Regions from separate parts of the Homo sapiens genome. Here region 2 is linked to region 1. A link is a contact called in ENCODE Hi-C or POLR2A ChIA-PET data. All regions are on one chromosome and are shown on one strand. Each heading gives the region's core, a stretch centred on a gene start or an enhancer-like site at or near the end of the contact. The rest is flanking DNA. Distances are from core to core; before and after follow the strand shown. Region 1 holds the start of THOC7 (THO complex subunit 7). Region 2 overlaps LRIG1 (leucine rich repeats and immunoglobulin like domains 1).

Region 1 (4,479 bases), core at 1,654-4,153:
TACGATATGATGAAAAGACAATTCTTAAATGTTCAATGAATAGATCTGTGTCAATGCAATTGCAAGTAAAATCATGTAGCTGACAAAATAGATTTTAGAGTTCATAAAGGCTCAAATTATGTGTTTCCCACCACTTGAGTCAAGAACTTTCAGGCTGGACACAGTGGCTCAAACCCATAATCCCAGCACTTTGGGAGGCTGAGGCGGGAGGATCGCTTGAGCCCAGCAGTTTGAGACCAGCCTGGGCAACATAGTGAGATCATGTCTCTACAAAAATAAAAATAAAAAACTTAGCCAGGCATCATGGAACATGCCGGTAGTCCCAACTAGTTGGTAGGCTGAGATGGGAGGATCACTTGAGCCCAGGAGTTCCAGGCTGCAGTGAGCCCTGATGATCGTGCCACTGCACTCCAGCCTAGGCAACAGAGGAAGGTCCTGTCTCAAAAAAAAATAAAATAACTTTCAGGAATGTTTATTTTCAGGTACAGCTCAAACTTTAAAGTCTTTCAAATTCCTCTTGGTCTTATTACTCCAGAAAATTTCTAGCATCATCCAACAAAATTATAGGTTATCAAATTAACTTATAGAAATGTTTGAACAGCACTCCATTTATGAATAACTCAGAGAGTATCTCACGAAAATTTAAGTTACAGGGGGCAGTGATACTTTCCCATGAAAATATTACAGATTATTTTAAATCACTGACACTGTTTCAAAATCAGTATTATGATAAGATTAAGAAACACTTAAAAAAAACTTTTCACCACATGACAATTACTTTCTTTTTTTTTTTTTTTTTTTTTTTTTTTTTTTGAGATGGAGTCTCGCTCTGTCGCCCAGGCTGGAGTGCAGTGGCGGGATCTGGGCTCACTGCAAGCTCCGCCTCCCGGGTTCACGCCATTCTCCTGCCTCAGCCTCCCAAGTAGCTGGGACTACAGGCGCCCGCCACTACGCCCGGCTAATTTTTTGTATTTTTTTTTAGTAGAGACGGGGTTTCACCGTTTTAGCCGGGATGGTCTCGATCTCTTGACCTCGTGATCCTCCCGCCTCGGCCTCCCAAAGTGCTGGGATTACAGGCGTGAGCCACCGCGCCCGGCCGACAATTACTTTCTAAACAATAACTATCCCCACCAAAATGCAACTTGGTATTGTGAACCCCAATCAATTGACAATTTCAGTTTACAATCTGTAGTACTTAAGATTTAAAACAATTCTTCTCTTAGAGTGCCCTGTCTCCTAAAACCAAGGAAATGAACAGGGTCTGATGATGCCCACCTACAGCCAGCGTTTAGGTCAGTATTTTTTCAAAGTCGGAAACTTCATACCTTAGGGGAGAGCAAGTCACATCTCAGAATCTTCATGTAAAGTAATTTTTGTCTTTGTGACAAAAGTCAAGTTCTTGAGCACTAATTCTTGAGAGCACTGTAATGGTATTATTGAAGTCACTGGTCTCACATAATATGACTAAAATTGTACATATTTCTTGCTAGAGGTTAAACACACTTCACTTTAATACATTTGCATCTGCAACTTCTCCTCTTTGAAAGAACTGGGGGAAAACAGGGAGAATGTACCTAAATTTAGTAAGGAAAGTGAAACAACCAAGTTTATCCTACACAACTTCTTCATCCCGGATATGAAGATGCAAGATCTACTTGGGGGACAGGAAAATTGGAAAACAACGGTATGGCTGAATAAAATAACAAACCTGGGTTCAAAATGAGACACGATCCTGGTGCTAATCGTATCTATCCCACTGGAGGTCAAATCAGCTGCACTGGTGCCTGTTTCCTCATCCACCTCTCACCACCTAAACGTGCCATTTACGAGAAAGCTATCGAAGTTGAATCAAAGTGACTTTTGGAAAGAGATGCCAATATAATTTGCAGTGTGCTCCAAACAACTACACACAAGGCAACGTTTCTCATTGAGCACCCCCGCCCCCACTTTCAACTTCCCCTTAAGATAGGGACAGTCACATAGACATTTTTTGAAAATCAAAGAGAAAAATAAAAGCACCCCATCACGATCACCGACGAAATCCCGACTCTGTGGTGGAATTGGGTGCCGGGTGAGGACGATGGCAACACGCTCCTGGTCGCTTCGCGAACTCCTCCGGGAGGTCGCCAAGTTTCTCTTTCACCCTTTTTCCCGCACCCGCCGAGCCCAGGAAGGAAGGGGGCGGCCGCAGGGGCCGGAACCGCGCGACCTGGAACCCGGGGCCTTTTTTGATTGCCGGCCGCGCCCCGCGCAAGTGCCGGCGTTCGAGACCCGCCCCAGCGCGCGTGGGCGCCAACTTCGCGGGGACCCCCAGCGACGCGCCCCCCTCGGTACCCCTAGTCCCGCCTCTCCTGGGCTCAGCCGGATCCGGGCGTCCCCGTCACCCTCCCCACCCCCCAGGGAAACGAGCCCACCCCTAGCAGCGTCACCCTGGATGGGGCGGCGGGGCCGCAGTCACCTTCCCGGGGAAGAAGCCGGGACCCCGACTGCGGGCGGCCCGCAGCTCCCGCCGCACCCCCGCAGCCCTGGCGGCGTCCGGGCGAGCTCACCTGGCGGCTGGCTGCGGCCTCCGGGGCGGCCTCTGGGCGTGGGCCGGGCGGGGGCTGCAAGGGGGGCGGCGGGAGCCCGGGCTGCAGCCGGGGCCGCCGCCGGCCGCCAAGCCTCGCCCCAACTCGCGCCGGCCGCGGCCGCCCCCGGGGAGTACCGGGAGCGCGGGGAGCGCGGGTCCCGCGGCGGCGGCGGCGGCGGCGGCGGCGCGGCGCGGCGCGGCTCAGGCGTCGGAGCAGGCGGCCGCGGGCGCCGCCGCCTCCTCCTCCATGGCTGTTTACCCGGCTGCATTGTGGGAGTTTGACCTCCGCCGCCGCCAACCGCCGCCTCAGCTTGCGCCGCCGCCGCCGCCGCCGCCGCCGCGCACGCCATGGGAGCCGTGACTGACGGTGAGGCCCCGCTCGCCGCCACACGCGCCCGCTGCACGGCCCGCTGGGCCTCCCCTGAGACCCCTGGCCTCCCGGCCCGCTTCCGGGAACCCCTCGGCCTCCCCGGCCTCTTCGCCAGAGCGCTTCGGCCTTCCCGACCTCTCCCCGGAGCCCCGGGCCTCCCCGGCTGCTTCCCTGAGTCCTTCCTCCTCTCGCCAGAGCCCGAGCGCCCCTCGGAGACCCTCGGCTTTCCCCGTCCGCTCTCCCGGAGGCAGCGCGGGGCTATAGGGTGTGCCGGGAGCGTGGTCGGTGGGCTGGGAACACACGTGGGTGGCCGAGACGGCTAGAAGCGGTGCAAGGGCGGGTGGGACCAGAGGGAGTCCGGGTTTGTCTAGGGGCGCGGTGAGGACCCAGGAGCCGCGAAGGGTGGACAGTGGTGCCGGGCTTAGGGCTGGGGGCCTGGAAGGTTTGTGGAGGTCTGGGAGGGAGTGGGAGCTCCAGGGACGGGGCGGGAATTTCGGGACTCGTCTACAAGGGGTGTCAGGATACAGAGCGTGACACCAGGAGGGGTCCTGGGGCATATTGGGAAGCACTCACAGACAGTGGAGTCGATGGCAATGAGGCCTTGAACTGCGAGTGGATTGTGGGTGAGAAGGAGGAGCAGGGAATTATTTATAAAAGGAATAGATAGGGATGAGGTATCCGGAGGGTGATCAGGAAGTGTACCTGGGAGATTTACGGGGGTAAGGAGGAGCCAGTATAGTGATGAGACCGTCTAGGGTAGATCAGGACGATAAAAGATGTATGTGTGTGTGTTAGGAAGGGTGGTTGTCAGCTGGGATGAATTTAGAGGGGCAAAGGCTGGGTTTGTGGACAGTCTAAGGGAGATGGTCTATGGACTGAGAGCGGAAATAAGGTGACACTTTGGGGGAAGGGGCATGATTGGCAACTGGAGGGAGAACCTACAAGGTATCTGGTTAGGGAGGAAGGAGGTCCTTTGATATCTGGGAAGGGGATATCTAGGGCTCTTGGGTGTTTTTCAGGAGATGGTGACCGGTAACTGTAAATGCCTGTGGAGAGGCCACTTCTTAAGAGTTGAAGACCACCAGGGTCTCCACATTAAAGGGCCTGGCCATGGGAAGAACAGTGATAGGCCCAAATTTCCAGACTGATAAAGAGTAGTGGAGGTGGGAGGCTACTAAAGACCCAGGAACTTCATGTGGAATTTCAGCTTTGCTTCATTCCAGTTTCATTTATTTAGTGGATATTTATCCTTCCTGGACTAGGCTTTGGGATTACAACCCAGAACTAACAAGCAAGAACTTTTCCCTCTCCAAAATTTTGGTCTGAAGGGAAAGAAACATTGACTAATGAGTTTTAAGAGTGACAAATATTACCACAAGGAAGTACAAGGTTGGGAACTGTAGGAACATGTAACAAAGATTATTTATCCAATCAATGGAAATGAGAAAGCCTCCTCGAAGTTAATCCCATTTTTGAAGAATAAATAGATATTGGACTGGTGTTCTGGGTTGGTAGCCACTTGTATAAAGACCCCAAGATG
Region 2 (4,285 bases), core at 746-3,245, 2.6 Mb before region 1:
CAGACAGTTTGCCTCTTGGATGAGGTTATTCCAGCCCTACCTACTGCTCCATTGTGCCTTGGCATCTTTGGGGATTGTCCATTTGGAGGGGCCAGATTAGAAAAGGAAGAGCATGATTACAGCAATGTTTTACCAGCAAACTAGGATCATCTTGTCCTGTATTTTTGCCTTGCCAGAATTACCTGTTTTGTCTGAGAAGCAACATTAAGCACAGGAGTTTGGATACCGTGGAATCCAGAGGGCAAATGACCCGGGTCGTGGTGTGTCTGGCTCAAGAAATAACATTTTGAAGTGCCACCTGGCCCTAATGGCAACAGCAGCCATCAGTTAAAAAAACCAGCTGTTAAGTAAGAGCAAGAACAGGAGTGTTTGTGCAAACAACCTTTAAATTTTCTGATCCTTGATGAATGTTAGTTGGTTTGTGAATTATTAACTTCAGCGTGTGTGAGGAAATACTGGCTGCTTAAGTATATTTTTATGTAAGAAAAAAATAAAACTGACCACACCCTCAGCTGCTACCATTTTGGGCTCAGTTCTTGCCTGCTCTCACTCAACAGACGTATTTAAAGCAGAGATAGGAATGCCTGCTCCTCACAGACCACATGTGTGTCGTGCGTCACAGTGCATCAGTTGCCATCACAATTTCACTTTGAAGGGAACGGAAGTGTTTTGCAGCCTGCTGGGATGTATAAGTAGGATGATCCCTACCGGGCTGCACAGAGGATCCAGAGTCCTCATGAGGATTTTGGTATAGATACCAGTGTAGTTGGGAAGAATCCTGCGTATGGAATCAGAAAACTAGGTTTAGTGAATTATAGAAAGCTGGCTTGAGAAATCCATTTAATGTCACTCAGCCAGCAACTTTTAAAGAGTGTTTTGAGGCAGGTTCTTTAATGTGACCCTGGAGAGACAGCCATCTTTTTCTAGTGCTTTGATTTACACAGCAGTGTGTCTCGCAGGAAGAGGCCAGCAGATTTGACTGAGGAACTGCAGTGTGGCATCTTGGAAAAAGGGGATTTGAGGACTTTGAGAGATAGGAAGAGACTTGGAGAAATCCATTTGTGAACCTGGTTTCCACAGCTGTTTTTCAGAGGTCTCTTGGACCTCTTAAAGTTGATACTAATGGACTACTTATTTCTTTTGACTTTTACCTGGGAAAGAGAATTGTGATTAGGCCCTTATCTGGGGGAGAGGAGAGGCTAAGGGAGGAAGGGGTGAAGGATTAAGGAGTTGGAGAGAATTGGAACTGGCCAGACAGGGCTATTTGAGCTTCACATACCTTTGGGTATTGGTTGCTGAATTAATCCTGCAGTGTAAGTCACACTTAGACATGCCTAGGTGTGACTCTTGGGGTTCATTTACTTTACTACAGGGTTTAATCTCTGCGCATTTCGAGTGAGGAAAACATGCTTGCCATGGGAAGGAAGAAAGCAGGTGCTCTGTCTCCCTTCCCCACCTCTTCATTGTCCTCAGTTGCAATGCCATTTGATATAGGTAGTTCTGAAATACATTGTACGCTTTATTCCCAGGCTGCAGGGATTATTGCTGACATAGACCATGGGTCCTGCAGCCAGCCCCCTGTGTATGGAAATGGAAGAAAAGAAATCAAGCTGTAAAGAATCTCTGTTTTGGGGCTTTGTAGTGGCGAATTACGTGAATAACTGAATTGAAAAGGTGCCTGGTTTATACCATCGTGAATACCCAGGCCTTAGATAAATATTGACACTAGTAGTGTGACGGGCAGGCCTACCATTTGTCTCATGCCCCTAGGAATAAACGATCTTTTCTCAGGTGCTTGTGACCTTATAAACCATCCTGACGAGTTTGTGCAGGTGCTTTCTGCACTAGTTCTTTGAGAGTGGATGGTTTTCTCCCTGTGCTTATGTGAGCTTAAACCTAACCAAATCTAAAGCCACTTTGGCTTATTGATCCTGGTTCACTTTGCCACAAGTAAACGCAGTTGTCAGCACAGTTTCGCAGAGTCATGTTTGTGTAGCCATGCGGACTAGACCTGGGATTGGAACAGCTTTTATTTACTTTGATAATATTTCAGGACTGAGTGTGGTGGGGAGTAAGGAGAAAGGAAAGCCAGTTTGGGGAGACTTAGCTGGAGTACAGGTTGCATCTGATAGCTGAGTGCCTGCCTTTTCCAGCAAACTGCTCTCACCCCCAACCACCACCTTTTGTTTGGTTCCCTATATCTCAGGGCATAGAACAAAACCCACTTAATTTTGTTAGTGTGCAGTATGCAGACGCAAGTCATTCTCCACCCTTCTACCTCCCTACCAATGATAGCATGTTTATTGGAGGGAAGTCATGTTGGAGTCACTTGATTTAGGACAGGCTAGGCAGAGACTTTGACAAACCTCGATTTGTCAAAGGAGTGATTGGTAGAACCTGGGAGATTGTGTGTTCGTTATATAGCAAGTGTTAGGCTAAGTCCTAGCTGTTTTCATAGGGCAGCTGCCTCAATGTAGCTGATCTTGTGGATGTCTCAATTTGGTATGACCAGTGGGCTTGGATTTTCTGTTTGGATGTGAAGATGCTCTGTGAATTGAATGGCTCTTGTCTCTCTCTAGTGCACAGAGAGGCTGTGGAGTACCTAGAAGTACACATGGTGTTTCTTAGATTTCTGCCTGTAACTGAAACTCCAAAAAGAGTTTACTGATAATTGACTTTTGACAAGGCTCTTAACCACCTTTGCTGGTGATTGGCTTTAAAAGAAAGAACTCATATTCCACAGGTACCAGTATTCATTATTTGGTTAAGATACAGTTTAGCAAGTGGAATTTGCCGCTAGGGTCCACCCTGTAAGACACATCCTTTGTGAGTAAATGACCTGGACCTGCAAATGGGAGTGGGATGGTTGGGGAGGGGACAGGCGTGTGGTGGGGTGATGCACCCAGCCACATTGAATGTAGATGGGGCCGGGTGCTGTGGCTGACACCTGTAATCCCAGCACTTTGGGAGGCCGAGGCGGGCGGATCACCTGAGGTCAGGAGTTCAAGACCAGCCTGGCCAATGTGGTGAAACCCCGTTTCTACTAAAAATACAAGAATTAGCTGGGTGCAGTGGCGGGCGCCTGTAATCCCAGCTATTCAGGAGGCTGAGATAGGAGCATCACTTGAACCAGGGAGGCAGGGTTTGCAGTGAGCTGAGATCACACCATTGCACTCCAGCCTGTGTGGCAAGAGTGAAACTCCATTTCAAAAAAAAAAAAAAAGAACGTAGATGGACCTTGTGGAAGAGGTGAGGCATTGTTTTTAGGGACTTTGGCGAATGATTTAAAAAAAAGAAATAAAAGTGTGTTGTGGCCTAGTCATTTTCACAGCCAGTTTTCCATTTGACATAGTAAAATTTTAGTATGTTCAAGGATGGAGGTCGCATGCAGCATCTGCTATTTTCTGCTTGTAATTTCAGTGAAAAGGAAGTTCCATGTTTTAATAGCAGCATAGTCTGTGTACAATAATGCATGCTGAAATACTTTGTGGTTTTTGAATCTTGACTTCGTGTCTTCTCAGCCATTTCAACAACCAGAACCAGGGAAATCATCACTGCTCCACGCCTCTAAACAGGGAAAATGATGTGGTAGATGGTCTTTTAAATTTAGAGTGTTTCACGACGTCTTAGTACTGCAGAAAGAAAAACTTAGCCTTTTGGCTTTAGCTAAGCATTTCATGACACACGTAAACTTTAAGAAGCCCAGTGGAAAAAGTGAACAGGACGAGATCCCAAGTCGATAAGCTAGCTATTAAAGTCAGTGACTTCACTGTGGGCCAGACGGCTGACCTTTTAAAACTGTGTGTTTTCTTTAAAATACTTAGCTAGAGATAGTCGCGTGCCTCCCTGTAATACAGCGGATGTATTCTTGAAAAGTTGTGGGTAAATTCGCTTTTCTAATTTGGCTGATTTAATACCAGGGATCTGCTGTCTGTATTTGTATGATCTGCATTGTTTTGAGGCAGCTGAGAAAGAGAGGATAAACCTAGAAAATAATATTGGAAGGAACCTTGTACTTAATCCATTTGTAACGCCGAGCATTGTGGCAAATGCAAGTAAGCATGGATTTTTATATGAGCTTTATAGATTTTGGATGCTTGGGCTTTGCACAGGCACCAGGAGACCTCACAGAGATGTTAGTGAGCTGTGGGTGTGATGTCACACAGTTGAAAAATAAAGGACGTGTGTAAGTTCCAGTGGAGGCTGATAGAGGACTCCCGTACTCTGGGGAACTTCTGGCTTCCCAGGAAGGGTTTTTCTTACAAGCAGCTCCAGCCTGGAAAGG

Evidence for each region. Hi-C counts contacts between places; a loop is a spot of excess contacts on that map. ChIA-PET counts read pairs that join two places held with the same protein, here RNA polymerase II (POLR2A). Pooled maps may share reads with other maps.
Region 2: a pooled map shows a loop between it and region 1 (2.5-fold over the local background). The contact joins the enhancer-like site here to the promoter of THOC7 in region 1. A Hi-C loop is called at or near these places in 1 of 37 single-sample maps with no recorded cell type and 3 of 50 pooled maps. POLR2A ChIA-PET finds 5 or more read pairs at or near these places in 1 of 52 experiments (activated CD8-positive, alpha-beta memory T cell).

The regions. Positions count from the first base shown.
Region 1 is chr3:63,862,229-63,866,707 of GRCh38, reverse strand. THOC7 (THO complex subunit 7) reads left to right here and starts at 2,903. Exons shown (of 8, transcript NM_025075.4): 1 at 2,903-2,936. The coding sequence starts at 2,918. It overlaps ATXN7 (ataxin 7), which reads right to left and starts at 2,841. Exons shown (of 13, transcript NM_001377405.1): 1 at 2,550-2,841. RefSeq lists silencers at 2,165-2,384, 2,395-2,634, 2,965-3,184.
Region 2 is chr3:66,473,286-66,477,570 of GRCh38, reverse strand. The region is part of intron 1 of LRIG1 (leucine rich repeats and immunoglobulin like domains 1); the gene reads left to right. Among named protein-coding and RNA genes, the nearest start is that of LRIG1, 26 kb to the left of the region's middle. Within about 2 kb of position 1,995, at least 5 of the 41 ENCODE cell types and tissues checked have a DNase peak (open chromatin) inside an H3K27ac peak, as active enhancers do.